Linked DNA regions of Homo sapiens: region 2 is linked to region 1. A link is a contact called in ENCODE Hi-C or POLR2A ChIA-PET data. All regions are on one chromosome and are shown on one strand. Each heading gives the region's core, a stretch centred on a gene start or an enhancer-like site at or near the end of the contact. The rest is flanking DNA. Distances are from core to core; before and after follow the strand shown.

Evidence for each region. Hi-C counts contacts between places; a loop is a spot of excess contacts on that map. ChIA-PET counts read pairs that join two places held with the same protein, here RNA polymerase II (POLR2A). Pooled maps may share reads with other maps.
Region 2: a loop to region 1 is called in a pooled map, with 14 times the contacts of the local background. The contact joins the enhancer-like site here to the promoter of LCT-AS1 in region 1. A Hi-C loop is called at or near these places in 1 of 37 single-sample maps with no recorded cell type and 10 of 50 pooled maps. POLR2A ChIA-PET finds 5 or more read pairs at or near these places in 1 of 52 experiments (activated CD4-positive, alpha-beta T cell).

Annotation. Positions count from the first base shown.
Region 1 is chr2:135,818,793-135,826,191 of GRCh38, reverse strand. It overlaps LCT-AS1 (LCT antisense RNA 1), which reads right to left and starts at 6,001. Exons shown (of 2, transcript NR_045486.1): 1 at 5,553-6,001; 2 at 3,105-4,517. It overlaps LCT (lactase), which reads left to right. Exons shown (of 17, transcript NM_002299.4): 4 at 2,189-2,291; 5 at 4,094-4,172.
Region 2 is chr2:136,127,973-136,135,217 of GRCh38, reverse strand. No RefSeq gene overlaps it. Among named protein-coding and RNA genes, the nearest start is that of CXCR4, 13 kb to the right of the region's middle. Within about 2 kb of position 2,242, at least 11 of the 41 ENCODE cell types and tissues checked have a DNase peak (open chromatin) inside an H3K27ac peak, as active enhancers do.

The sequences.
Region 1 (7,399 bases), core at 4,752-7,251:
AACTCTCCCTGGACAAACTTAGCAGCCATTTATAAATGTTCTGCAATGGTTATCTATTCCTTTTACTTCCTTGGGTAGGGTTGGCCCCTCAGAGGCAGCCTCAAAGATTCGGAAATGACAGCTGACAACCCCTGAGCTGGAGAGCACACTGTTCCTTCCTGGGATTGTGGTCTCATGCCTGGTAGCATTTCCCATGCACAGTTACCACACCCAGGACAGGGAGAACAGCTGAGCCTGCCCTGAGAACAGGGGCTGAGTTGTGTCCACAGGAGCCTGAATCGTGCTGCCCACCTTCCCAGTGTCCCCTCCCTCCCTGTCCTGGAACCCCACCCTCCCCTTGAAGGGGCCTCTTCCTGTGGGCTGCGAGGGAAGAGGGCGAAAGCAGGGCAGGGAGGAGCAGGCACCTGCCCCCATTCCCACCCTCTCCCCGGAGCACCTGCACAGCCCTCTCTGAGCCTCAGGGGCCCTCAGCGGCCACTCCCCAACGGCACACAGCTGTCTGAGGGCCTGAGAACAGCCTCAAGCCCAGAAATGAAGAGCTGCGGCACACTCCAGGGTTCTCGGTTCTGCAGGAGGCACACGAGGAGGTCCCCCATCCACTTATCAGAAAAAGCTGTGCTCCCAGGGAGTTCTCCGCTTGGCAGAAGACAGGCTGGGGGCCTCCGAGGCTCCTCTAGCTCTCCAGCCCTGGGACATCACCGGCTGCCTCATGGCATATCCGTCTTTCAGGAAGGAGAAAACCCTTGCTTCCCTAAGCACGCCACCCTGGGTCATTTGTCCCCACTGCATTGACCCAGCACAGGGAGGGATGAGGACTGTGTGGAGTCACAGCTCCACTAACTGCGCAGTCATGGGCAACCCGCTCGGCCTCTCGAGCTTCTGACTCCCCATCTGTAAAGAAAGTCACAGGTGGCTATGAGAAAGTAAAGACTATGCCTGGCTCCTTTTAAAGTGGTTACTATTGGTATCTTTTGGTAGCTTTTAGTTGCTCAGAGGAGGAAAAAGTTACTGTGAGTAAAATGACCAAACTCCAAGCCCCGCAAAAAAGGTAATTTAAAGTGAAGTCAAACAGCATGTCAGCCCTGAGACGTTTTCCTTGATACTGAAATGGCTAGAAATAAGAAGAGGAAATTACATTTGCTTCCATTTTAATGATAACAGCTAATATAACTTTTCTTTTTCTTTTTTTTTTTTTTTTTGAGATGGAGCCTGGCTCTTGTTGCCCAGACTGAAGTGCAGCGGTTCACTGCAACCTCTGCCTCTTGAGTTCGAGCGATTCTCCTGTCTCAGCCTCCCAAGTAGCTGATATTACAGGCGTGCACCACCAAGCCCAGCTAATTTTTGTATTTTTGATAAAGACAGGGTTTCACCATGTTGATCAGGCTGGTCTCAAACTCCTGACCTCAGGTGATCCGCCCGCCTCAACTTCCCAAAGTGCTGGGATTATAGGCGTGAGCCACCACACCCGCTGGGCTGCTGTAACTTTTTGTTTTGGAAAATTTCTAACATCCAAAAGTAAAAAGAATGATGAACCCCTACGAAGCCATCTCCAGCTGCAAGAGCTATTATTGGCTCATAGCTAATCTTCTTTCACCTAACCTATAACTTCTATCTCCCAAACTAGATTTTTAATTAAAAAAAATTTTTTTTAGAGACAGGATCTTGCTCTGTCACCCAGGCTGGAGTGCAGTGGTGCAATCATAGCTCACTGCAGCCTTAAACTCCTGGGCTCAAGCGATCCTCCTGGCTCAGCCTCCCAAGTAGCTGGAACTACAGGCATGCACCACCACACCCAGCTAACCAAACTGGATTATTTTGAAGCAAATCCCAGACATCCATAGATGGTGGCCTCTTAACTAAGCTTCTTAAGTAGCACAGGCTCTGGATGTGAGCAGTGGCCTTGTTCCTGATCCTAACACCGTGCCTGGCTCTAAGAGGTGCCCTGTAAGCCTGTGATGAAAGAAGAGGTGAAGGTGGGGGTTGGTGGGGAGGGTAGACTATGTTATTGAAAATTGTAGATCTTTCTCCTTCAGAGTCTAGAGTTGACTCCTTTAATTAACTGAGATACTTAGAGGTCATTTCCAAAGCCAGAGTAAGTGCCACAGCTTCTCATCTTGAAACTCTGTCCCTGTTATCAAGATGCTTTCCAGGAGGCTTCAGTTCACTTGCTGGTCCTTCTCTTTTTCAGACCATTGAGCCAAAAGTGAAAGTTTTCATCTTCAACCTAAAACTCCCAGACTGCCCCTCCACCATGAAGAACCCAGCCAGTCTGCTCTTCAGCCTTTTTGAAGGTGAGTGGGCCATTGCTGAAGAGGTTTTGAGTGACATCTGGTGCACTGGTGTGCTAGGTAGCAGTCTTGAAAGTCCGGGGTTCCAATGGGAGGAGGAGCATGGGAGGAAGACTAGTATAAAAGCCCACCCCAGACTGGGTTAGTGTACTATGCCTTCCTACTGATGGTCCCTTGCAACCATCCCCCATTGACCCAAGAAAGAGGAGAGGTTCGACACAAGGATGCCTCTTATGGACATAAAGATAGTTAGGCCTCAGCTGTGAGTTGTAAGCATGGAAAATCATCTTTGCCTCCTTTTATTACCTCTCCCTCCAAGGTCTCTCATCTCTGCTCCTCTTGGCAGGGCTTTCCTCTGCCCGTCTCTCTCCAGCCAGCCCTCTCCACTTACCCTTGTTCCATGTCCCCATTATCTCAGTTTGCACATGGCCCTGGTGGGTACCTGACCAAGATGCTAAGAACTTTCAAGTGTAGGACTCACAGCTCAAGGGCCATCTTCCTAGTGTCTCTTAGTTCAAATTCTTGAAAGTGAATCTGATTGTTGGCCATGGATCAGGAGGCTGCTTCTGGTCCAATCAAGTCAGGGGAAAGGTGGGGTCTATGATAGCATTGAGGCTGGCAGTCACTGGAGACTCTGCAAGAAGGGAGGAAGGGGCAGAGAGGAATGTGCCTGAGGGCCCTGATATTCACTCTTGTCTGTCTGTCACTCTTGTCCATAGGCCAGAGTATGGGAGAAGTCAGTAGTGTTCTTTCTACCACTGTGTCTTAGTCTGTCTTGTGTTGCTATAATAGAATACTCTAGACTGCGTAATTTATAGAGAAAAAAGGTTTATTTAGCTCATGGTTCTGGGGACTGGGAAGTTCAAGATCAGGCAGCCACATCTGGTCAGCTTCTGGTGAGGGCCTCATGCTGCATCCTAACCTGGCAGAGAAGTGGAAGGGGAAGGAAGTGCCTGCAAACAGATAAAACACCAGAAGCAGCCTCACTTTATAACAACCACTGTATGGTAACTAATCCAGTCCCACTAGAATGGGAACTCACTCACTCCCTGGAGACTGCACTAATCCCTGAAGGCGGATCCCTCATGACCCAAATGCCTCTTAAAAGTCCATAACCTCTCAATAATGTTACACTGGCAATTAAATTTCAACATGAGTTTTTGTAGGGACAAACCACATCCAAACCATAGCACACCTGGACCCCATCCCAGCAATGGGTTGGCTCCACAGGGCCCCTGAAGTTTATCCATAGATACCATTTAATAATGCTTATCTGAACTCACCTTTGATGGCATAACAATTTCTGTTCTTAGATCCCACCTCTCTCTAAGTGGTTAAAATTGTACCTTTTCTGTTTATGCGTATTTTACCACAATTTTAAAAATATTCCACCCCTTTCTGATCTTTGAGTTCTTCTAAATCAATTGTTCCCAAAGTTGTGGTCCCCAGACCAGCAGCATCAACATTAGCATCACCTGGGAGCTCATTAGAAATGCATATTCTTGAGCCCTACTTGAGACCTACTGCATCAGACACTCTTGGGGTGGGACCAGCAACCTGTGTTTTAACAAGCTCTACAGATGATTTTGATTCACCTTGAAGTTTGAGAACCACTTTTAAGTAATAAGTAAGTAGAATTCACTTCTAAGCTTTTAAAGTCGTTAGCCCATGGTATTTTCCAAAGGGGCTTGGAACCACTGCTTGGAGTTTGGGTGTGTCGTATGAGCGAGGAAAACTGTTGATTTCAGACTTGCATGTTCTTAGTTGGCATTTACATAGAGTTAATTCAATTTCTTCTCTTACAGCCATAAATAAAGACCAAGTGCTCACCATTGGGTTTGATATTAATGAGTTTCTGAGTTGTTCATCAAGTTCCAAGAAAAGGTAATGTCAGGTTGCCTATTGAACTATCAATAACTGATATTTGTAGAATACTCTGTTTCTTTTACATGTATAATCTTATAGGACTGTTGTCATCAACTCTTGGGCCACCAAGTTGTTTATTGCCATTCAATTGATGAGAAACAAAGACTCAGAAAGAAAGTAGGGAGTCTCTTACTGAGTGGGACTCACGAGGTTCTGCTTTCTCATCTGTCAGTTCGCCCAACTGTGCGCAACTAGCATGATGGCTCACACCTGTAATCCCAGCACTCTGGTAGGCAAAGGTGGGAAGATTGCTTGAGTCCAGGAGTTCAAGACTGGGCTGGGCAACATGGTGAAACTCTGTCTCTACAAAAAATTACAAAAATACAAAAATTAGCCAGGCATAGTGGTGCATGCCTATGGTCCCAGCTACTTGGGAGACTGAGGTCAGAGGATCGCTTGAGCCCAGGAGGCAGAAGGTGCTGTGAGCCGAGATTGTGCCACTGCACCAGCTAGGATTTGAACTCCTGCCTTCTAGTTTAAGATCTTGCTGGAGACAGTGTGAGCTTGTGGAAGAGTGGCCAGGTTAAAGATAGATCTGACCATCCCACTGAAGTTACATGATGAGTAAGAGAAATGGGTTCTCTGTGCCCATTTCCTCAATATGAAGGGTGAAACATCCTCCCTGGAAGGAGACAGCATAGACAGGAAAGCCAGCTGTTGCTGCAAGCCAGATGCCTAACTTGACAACATTCTAGGGACAGAGGTTTGAATCTATGGTGGGGTTGTAAATAATATCTTACTGAGTGACTCAAGTGCCAAAGTTTGCAAATGATATGCTTTAAAAAATTAGAGCAGATTGCCGGGCACGGTGGCTCACGCCTGTAATCCCAGAACTTTGGGAGGCTGAGGCGGGTGGATCACGAGGTCAGGAGATCGAGACCATCCTGGCTAACACAGTGAAACCCCGTCTCTACTAAAAATACAAAAAAATTAGCCGGGCATGGTGGCGGGCGCCTGTATTCCCAGCTACTCGGGAGGCTGAGGCAGGAGAATGGTGTGAACCCTGGAGGCAGAGCTTGCAGTGAGCTGAGATCGCGCCATTGCACTCCAGCCTGGGTGATGGAGCGAGACTCCATCTCCAAAAAAAAAAAAAATTAGAGCAGGTTTTGAGGTTGTGCCCATAATTACATTGCTTTCATGCACGCATATCCCAATACGCTCTTGAGTGAATGAGAAAAGAATGGCATGGTAGCCAGCACTGGGAATTGCCCAGAACCTCAGCGCTCCTGGAGGGATGTTACATGCATGAAGTTCATGCACCATCCCTTAGGGTGGGACAAAAGCTGGAGACAATAATTGACTTCCAGACCTTCAACTAGAGTTCTCTTTGTCACTCACCTCTGATATTTCCAGTGCAGCCCTGTTCAGGGTCATTCAGTGCCAACACCTCTTTGTACCTTTCCTCTTCCAGTACTTGACTGTCCTGAGCCATATCCTCCTTCTATTGTTCCATCCTCTCAATCCACTTCAAATCAGCAGTTCAGATCAACAGACCCGCAGCAGCAGCTGTACCTCAGGCTTTGTGTGGCAGTGTAGACTTGCAATAGACAGACATGGGTTACCACTGCTTCCTGACCACACTTGGAGTCAGCCAAGAAGGACTGGCTGTGGCTTCACAAAAGAAAACTCAAGAAGCCGTAATAAAATGGGTTCCCTGAAAAGCCAGTGATTACAAGTGACACCAGCTCGGAGATTCTCTCAGCGCTTGGTGGTGCTTTGCCTGAAGGGGAGGGCCAACACAGGCTTACATTAAACGGACAGCCAGGGGCCCCTACTCAGGAGGATGTGGTTGGAGAACCCGCTGAATGCAGGGGCGGTGGGTGGGGAGTGATTCAGAAATGACTAACGTAGTTTTCTCCTTCAGAATTCTAGACCTTATAGGGGAGACAGAGCGGCCCCTGAACAACTCTCACATGAGAATGTGGCAGGAGACACACAGCACTGCACCCTAAAAAAGGGAGAACTTAGGAGCCCTGGGTGTGGAGCCTGAGGTGCCGTCATGTGCTAAATCCCTCTCCATGGCCGGCAAACCCAGGGTTCCCAGCTCCAAGCCTGTACAGCAAGTTCTGTTTCATCCCAGGGCAGTTTATTTGTTTCCTTAAAACTCTTCATGCAATCCAGGAGGACAGTCAGGGCCAGGAGGGCTGGGTAAGAGCGAGGTTCGGAGCAGCGGACGCTGTGTTTATGGGCACCGTGGATACGCAGAGGCTGAGCACCGAGGGGACGCGACACATCCCCAGCTGCGATCCACAGTCGCATATGTTTTGGGATCATCTACGAAGGAAAGGATCATTTCCCTTTCCCCCTAATCTAGCAAATGTCAGGGAGTTGATGCTGAGTGAAACAGAAGGCTCTTAGGTTCGGAAGACGCCTCCTGCTGGGTGACCCGGCCCCAGGCTTCGCTTTTTGAGAGGAAGATCCCTGTGCAGTGTTCCTGTCACTTCTCCCAGTTCTGCGCTGTGGGCCAGCCTGGTATAGGTGCCATCGGCTCTCCACACGATGGCTGTGTGACAGGGAGATGCTCTTGTACTCCACGTCCTTTTCCCCAGGCATGTGCCACACTCCTCAAGGCCGACCTCTGCTGGCTGTAATTTGCAGCATGCATGCTTTCCTGCCTGCATGACATGACTCAATTTAGAAGTTGGCAATCACAATTGAAAAAAAAGAAAGAAAAAAGAGGAAAGGAGAGTGGGAGGGAGGAAAATGGACTAGAATAAAATAGAAAAATCAGACCACATTTTGTATAAATGCAGCATGCACTTTTATGTGATGTTTTATTTCATATGCATATACATATGTACATGCATATACATGCACATAAACATGTATGTGTATGAGGTTAAAAGCACAGAATCTGCTCCACCACCTGCAAGCTGTGTGCAAGGAGAAGTTACTCATAATCACCAGGAATCCAGGCTCCTTTGTTGTTGCTTTGTCACCTTTAACAAGGTTTCTACCTCATGGTTCAGGATGGATGCTTGAGCTCCTGCCATTATGTCAGAAATCCAAGCAGCATGAAGAAAGGAAGCAGTAGCCAGGACTGATATTCAACTGGTCCACATCAGTGTACTTCTGTACCAGCTGATAAATAGCTGCTGGCTCCCTGAAATCAGGAAGTTTTCCATTTCTTTTTCTTTTTTTAGACGGAGTTTCACTCTTGTTGCCCAGGCTGGAGTGCAATGGCG
Region 2 (7,245 bases), core at 993-3,492, 310 kb before region 1:
TATCAATGCAGAAGGTGGTGCAGAAATGAGTGGATAATAACTCCCATAGAAAAATCACTCCTGGCCCAGGCGTGGAGGCTCACGCCTGAAATCCCAGCACTTTGGGAGGCCGCCAAGGTGGGAGGATGGCTTGAGCCCAGGAGTTCGAGACACCCTGGGCAACATCTCGAGATCTTGTCTCCAAAAAAATAAAAGTTAGACGGGCATGGTGGCCTGTGTCTGTAGTCCTAACTACTCGAGAGACTAAGGTGGGAGGATCACTTGACTCAGGAGGCAGAGGCTGCAGTGAGCCATGATTATGCCTCTGCATTCCAGCCTAGACAACAGAGCAACACACTGTCTCAAAAAAGAAAAGAAAGGAAAGAAAAATCACTGCTGCAATCTGTGTGAAGTGAGGTCAGGGAGGAGACCACCATGGATATAGCAATGGCCTTTGATAAAAAGGAGCCGGAAGGTAATATTCGGTAAATCAAGTGAGGCCAAACTCTGGGAGGTCAGGAATGCTAAGAGGATGATGGCAACCAGAGGATGATGGTTTAAAAAAAAATTAGGAAAGAAAAATCCAAGCCACTAGAAAGCTGCACATAGCAAACCACTCAGCTCAGTGTTAGAATCTGACGTTGGTGAGTGTTTTCCTATCCTTGAAAAGAGTGCTTTCGGGCTTCCCTTTGGTAGCTGGGTCCCCCACCCCGCACCCCCACCCCCTCAACTTTGAAGTTTTGACTCTCTTTCTCAACACCTGAAAAGACAGGCTGAGTTTCACCTTGGGAAAATGCAAAATAGTCAGCTGCAGTGAAGAAAAAATGATTTGCAACCTCAGTCACAGATTTCTTTGAAACACTGTTGTAAAGGGAATTCTGAAAGGACCACTGACTCATTTCAGACAGTGAGCCAGGGTGAATGTTTAATGTGGTGAGTCGGTGACCGAGGAAACCACTTCTCTTTTGGAGCTGTTCATTCTGACTCTTCTTATCTGGGTGCCTTTACCAAACAAACAAGTATCATCTCTTACTTGGGGACACCTGGTTGGCATTTGCAAAAAGAAAGGAGTTCCAAGAAGAGCTAAAATTATCAACAGCAGAGACAGCTCAGTTTCTGCTATCTACGGGTTCACCCACAGGGATATCATAATCAAGAAGCAAAGTGATCGATTTGGGAAGTGAGGGGTGAAGGAACAAAGATTCATAAAGAACAATGGGATTGGAGGTATAAAATATACCCTGCTCCCCATACCCAAAATGGAAAGTGCCACTTGGTAGGTGGCCATGTGCTGCATAAAACATAGCAGACAGTTAATGTCAACTCAAACCATTCTAGCAAGACATTAACTTAGAGGAAACGCCAGGAAACTGAGAGGTTGGAAGAAAGAAGAGGTGTATTCCTATGGACAGCTAGCTGCGAGGTCATCCTAGTCTGTTGCTGGTACATTCTACTTCAACCTAGAGCTGACAGCGTAGAAAAGTATGACTCATCTCTAAATAAGATCCCTGGACAGACTCATGGAAGTTCTGCTGCTCCCCAGAGAAGATCACCTGGTGGTCATAGGTTTAAAGACCTTACGAGGCTGGCCCATGGGCCGAGATGCCATTGTGCAGGGCAGCAAGGCCCACTTAGGTAAGAATATACCACATGATTGGCCTCACTGTAGAGGCCATCCCTCGCTTGGAAGCCATCTGGAAGTAGATTTGAACTTCTAAGTGACATCTTAAACAGCCCAAGTCCCAGTGATCATTAAGATCCCTGTGACCAAAAGAAGAATCTCTCCTGATCACTTGTGCACTCCTCAGGGACCAGGCAGGAAACATGGGGGCTGGGCTGCTGCCTTGAAAGCAGCCTTTTGTTACCCCCTCACACTGGAGCAGCTGTAAGAAATGGGTGGCTGCTGGCTGAGTGCAGTGGCTCACACCTGCAATCACAGCACTTTGGGAGACTGAGGCAGGAGGATTGCTTGAGGCCAGGAGTTCAAGACCAGCCTGGGCAATAGAGTGAGACCCCATCTCTACAACAAAAATTAGCTGGGCATGGTGGCACACACCTGTAGTCCCACCTACTTAGGAGGATGAGACAGGAGGGTTGCTTGAGCCCAGGAGTTAAAGGCTGCAATAAGCCATACTCACACTACTGCACTCTAGCCTGGGTGACAGAGTAAGATCCAAGAAAAGAAAAGAAGACAAGAAAAGAAAAGAGAAAATAAAAGTGGCTGCCACCCCCCTGCTCACCATCAGCTTCTGGGGGAACCCAGTGAGGCACCCATCTGCTATGGGTATGAGAGAGAACATCAAGCATCTGGCTTTCCTGATCTTAATGTCTCTTCACATTAAGAATGAGGTGAGCTTCTGATTCTCTTGTCCTGCTCCTTCCACCATAGTCTCTATATGGGCTTTTATCTTCTAGAGAGGAGCACGCCCACCCCAGGACTGGTACCCAGCAGGTGTACCACCAATGTTGATGATACTGATGACTAGACTTGCAGCAGGAGGCAGGCACTATTATTATCTCCACTTCACAGATGAAGAAACTGAGGCCCTAATCCATCAAGTAACTTGCCAAAGCCCCTCTGCTAGTGAGCCCAGGTCTCTTAGGATGAAGGGAGGAACTGAGTGTGTCAGAAGCTCTTAAACAGCACTGCCCCCTCCCTGATTCCAGCAGTGTCAGTCTCCTGCCGCTGGGCTCCCACCTACTTGTGTTTGCAGTCTCACTTGTGGGTTCGAGGTCATAACTCTCTGTCGCTCCTCAAGTGCTCGTCACACCCACTGTTCCCTGGTTTCATTTGTACATTGGGGTTCCAACTGTCAGTCCCCAGCCGGCACACAGGTTTCACTTCCCTGAACCCTAATTCACTCATTTTTGAAATAGGGATCTATCTACCAGAGTGGGTGTGAGAAATAAGAAACGGGGTATAAATATAAAGCCTGCAGGAGCCCCACCATGACGCTGTTCACGCCTTAGTGAGCACTTCACAAACAAAAAGCACCGTGATGAGGTATTTGTGTCCTTTCATAACAATCTTCTCTCTCAACTCTGGCTGACATCAGAATCACCTCGAGCATTATTTGAAAAGGCGAATGCTCAAAGCCCCGCCCCAACCCTGCCAAATCAGAAACAACCAAGGTGGAGGTCCTGGAATCTGAATTTACTTTATAGTAAACAGCGCTACCTGTTAATGCAGGGATCAGGGCCAAGCTAACGTTCATCCCACAGGGAGGTTCTATAAGGGATTCCTGCCGAGAGTGGGAGGTAGGTTTAGAGGACCTGAAAGCTCCTCCACAAATAACAACCCCCTTATGTAGTTGGTTCTCGGTTGATAGCTCCCTGCTGCAAGCAGTGTGGTGATCAGTGTACAGAGAAATATTTTTTCCATCCTATTCCACACTGGTCGTGTCCCAAGCTCCACTCTCTGGCAGCCCAAGTAGGGGTAGATAGGCTCTGGGCACCAGACAAAAACTGTATTCCCTTTAGGGCTGCCTTTCCTCTGCGGAACATGAAGATCACTTTTAACAACCACAAAGTTTCATGAACCACCAGATGAAAGCCAATCGTGCTGGTAGTGTGGTAATGTCTGTTGACGAACAACATTCGTTTTTGGCTTTTTTTTTTCTTTTTTTTTTTTTTGAGACAGGGTCTTACTCTCTCACCCAGGCTGGAATGCAGTAGTGCAATCTTGATTCACTGCAACCTCCGTGTCCCAGGTTCAAGCGAATCTCGTGCCTCGGCCTACTGGGTAACTGGGATTACAGGCGCCTGCCACCACACCCAGCTATTTTTTGTATTTTTAGTAGAGATGGCGTTTCACCATGTTGGCCAGGCTGGTCTCAAACTCCTGACCTCAGGTGATCCACCCACCTCAGCCCCCCAGAGTGCTGGGATTACAAGCATGAGCCACCGTGCCCGGCCCAAACAACATTCTTAAACACACACACACACACACACACACACACACACACACACACACACACAAAACTCCTATGAATTCAAGACACTTCCAAACCAATTCCATATTTTATGAATCACAATAGCATCCACATGCATTTCAAAAATTGTAGCACATTATATATTCAATCTACAGGAAGATTTGGCACTTGGGGGTATTTAGACCCTTCACAATAACTTCCCTTGGGGTCCACTGCTCACAGATTGAGAACCAGCCTGCACCACCTGACAGAGTCAAAGGTCAGTGATGAGCTCACCTTACCCCCCACATTCCCCTTTCCAGTAAATCACCCAAAAACCCAACTGTGGAAGAGCATGTTTGAGATGAGCCACTGGTAAGTAACCGAAGGGCCAGAAACATAATCTGAGGCCAAGAAGGAAAGAGAAAATGGGTCTGAAAACAAACAAATGGATGAGAAGGAGAAAGCTGAGGTGTAAAGACCAGGCGGAAATCTATTTGGATAGCTCAGGTGGAAAGTTTTAAAAGTCTGGGCTAGCCACACAGTGGTGGGAATTGCAAGGCTGCTAATGGATAGAAGAGATCTTGGAGAACCAGCATATGATGACTCACTGATGTGAGAAAGAAGGAGGAGGTGAAGGAAGCCTGGAATTTCAGCTAAGATGTGAAGAATGGAGCCACACTCTGAGAACCTACATATAATAACAAGTTATATTTAGGGCCAGCTTGGAACTGCACTCTAAGAACCAAAGTTGGACACTCAAAAGTAGACCAGGACACTTGGCAAAGCAACAGTTATAAGGGACCAAAGGTCTGGAAGCAAAGGGTGCCTATTTTCCTTAAGAACGACTGTGATAAAATTTACAGATAAAGGCATAAGTCTAGAGCAAGTTATTTTCAATGTTCTGCTAAAAATTATATTTGCAGTTAAGGAGTCCTGAAATTATTTAAACTTCGGGTGCCTTGGTATGACATTCCAACAATGTGCCCAACCAGGAAGTGGGTGCTGTAGTGGTAATGTGGACTGCCGTAAAGCTCAGCTTCAGAGTCCATCTCTCCTGCAAAACTTTCCCAGGGCACATTGGGTTGGAACAACTTGTTTCTCATCTGAACTACTGAGCCCCAACCCTGCTCATTCTGATACTATTGGTCTGATGGGGGACACTATCAACTCCTTATTTTCTGTGTAATTCATCTTTAACCATAAAAGTTACACATGATTGTATTGGAACTATTATTACATCACAGATGTTGATTTGAACTCGTATTTAAGCTTCTTGTGACACTTGCTTCTTTCCTTCTGCCTTTCTTCCCATAGAAAAAAGTCCCCAGCACTAACTGATACCCACATACTGATTTCTTTGATCTAACAAATGTCCTTCCCCCTAAAATCCAGATTTGGCCTTACCCAGGTAGTAACCTTAGAAATGTAAGGAAAGGATCTCAAAGCCTGCATTTTTTTTTGTCTGCCAAGTTTTGCCACCTCCGATCGTTGTTGTTTGAGATGTGACAGGAGATGAAGTCACTTCGATGACATAAGTAACAGGATATCATTGTGCTACACAAAAGCCCACAAGTCAGATGCAGGTGGTGACTGAGAAACCAACATACAAACTTTGAAAAATACAAGGGTAAGCCTTCAGACTTTCTCTAAACAGCATCCCCTCCCCTCCGAAATAGTCTCTCCCCTTGACCTCCATTCTTCACATCTTAGCTGAAATTCCAGTCTCCCTTCATCTCTCCCTTCTTTCTCAGCCCCACATCAATAAGTCACCAGATGCTGGTTCTCCAAGATCTCTTCCACCCATTAGCAGCCTTGCAATTGCCACCATGTGTGGCTAGCCCAGACCTTTACAACCTTCCACCTGAGCTATCCAGATAGATTTCTGTCTGGTCTGTCCACCTTAGCTTTCTCGTTCCAATTCATTTGACACTACATTTATAGATTAATTATTCTAAAGCCAAGCTCTGAGCATATTATTCTCCAACCCCAAATCTTCATAGTTTTGCTGTTACTTGATAGAATAAAGTCCAGACCTCTTAGCCTTGTCTATAAAACCATCTATGCTCTGGCCTAATGTACCCCTGCAGACAGAACTCCAGCCTATATTCCAGTCAAACTAGCTGATCCCTGTTTGCAGCTCCAACGTTTCATTCATGCCTTCTCACTTGAGTCAGGCTTTCCTCCTTCCTGCTGAATACCTTCCAATCAATACCTACCCATTCTTCACATGCCTTTCCTATGTGAAAGGCCTCCTCTTTCCCTGCTGGGCCTTGTTTGTACTTCACTTGCACTGCCCATCCTGCTCTGGCTTTTATCACAGTTTTTTATGTCCCTATTTTATCTCCCATACTGGACTTAGGTGTCTTGAGGCTAAGGACTGTATGCTATTCATCTAGTGTCTCTCCCAGCACCTAGCAGAGCTCTGCACATTGTAGGCACTCAAAATAGTTTGTGGAAAGAAGGAAGGGAGGAAGAGGAGGAAAGATAGGAGGATGGAAGGAAGGGGGAGAATGAAGAGACCTCAGAAATAAAAGAGAAGGAAATCAAAAGGGGCAAGAGGGAGTAGGAAGAGAAGCCACTGTAGAAGAAAGCAGGTCATGAAGATACACGGAAAAAAATAAAATGCTATGGGATAGATCCCGGGCCATGTGAGAGTATGAGTACCAGATTTGCAAGGGAGAAGAACTGAGGAAACTTCCTGGCATCATGAGAACACTCAACACTAGCCTTGGTTTTCTTCAGTGGCAGACTCAGTCACCTTATCTCCCCCACCTTTCACAGCAGAGCTGGGGTCTTTAGGCTGAAAATTGGTTCCTGTGCTTTATGAAACCAGAATGGGTAGATGCTCAACTTCATCTTTTACTTAATCTAGATTTAATTAAAACATTTTATCTTTATGATAACTAACTCTCTTTTTTTTAAGACAGAGTCTCATTCTGCTCATTCCATTACCCAGGCTGGAGTGCAGTGTTACAATCTCGGCTCACTGCAACCTCTGCCTACTGAGTTCAAGCAATTCTTGTGCTTCAGCCTCCAGAGTAGCTGGAATTACAGGTGCATGCCACCATGCCTGTCTAATTTTTGTATTTTTGGTAGAGATGGGGTTTCCCCATGTTGGCCAGGCTGGTCTCAAACTCCTGACCTCAAGTGATCTGCCTGCCTTGGCCTCTCAAAGTGCTGGGATTACAGGTGTGAGCCACTGTGCCCAGCCCAACTTTTAATTAATGTCATTCTAGTTTACAAAATAGCCTTATAGATTACCCTAGACAGTTCTCACAGCATTCCTGCTACATACATAGTTAATGGGATTCCCTGATAGCTGCCTCAGAGCGTGTGGTGAGCTCCTCGTCTT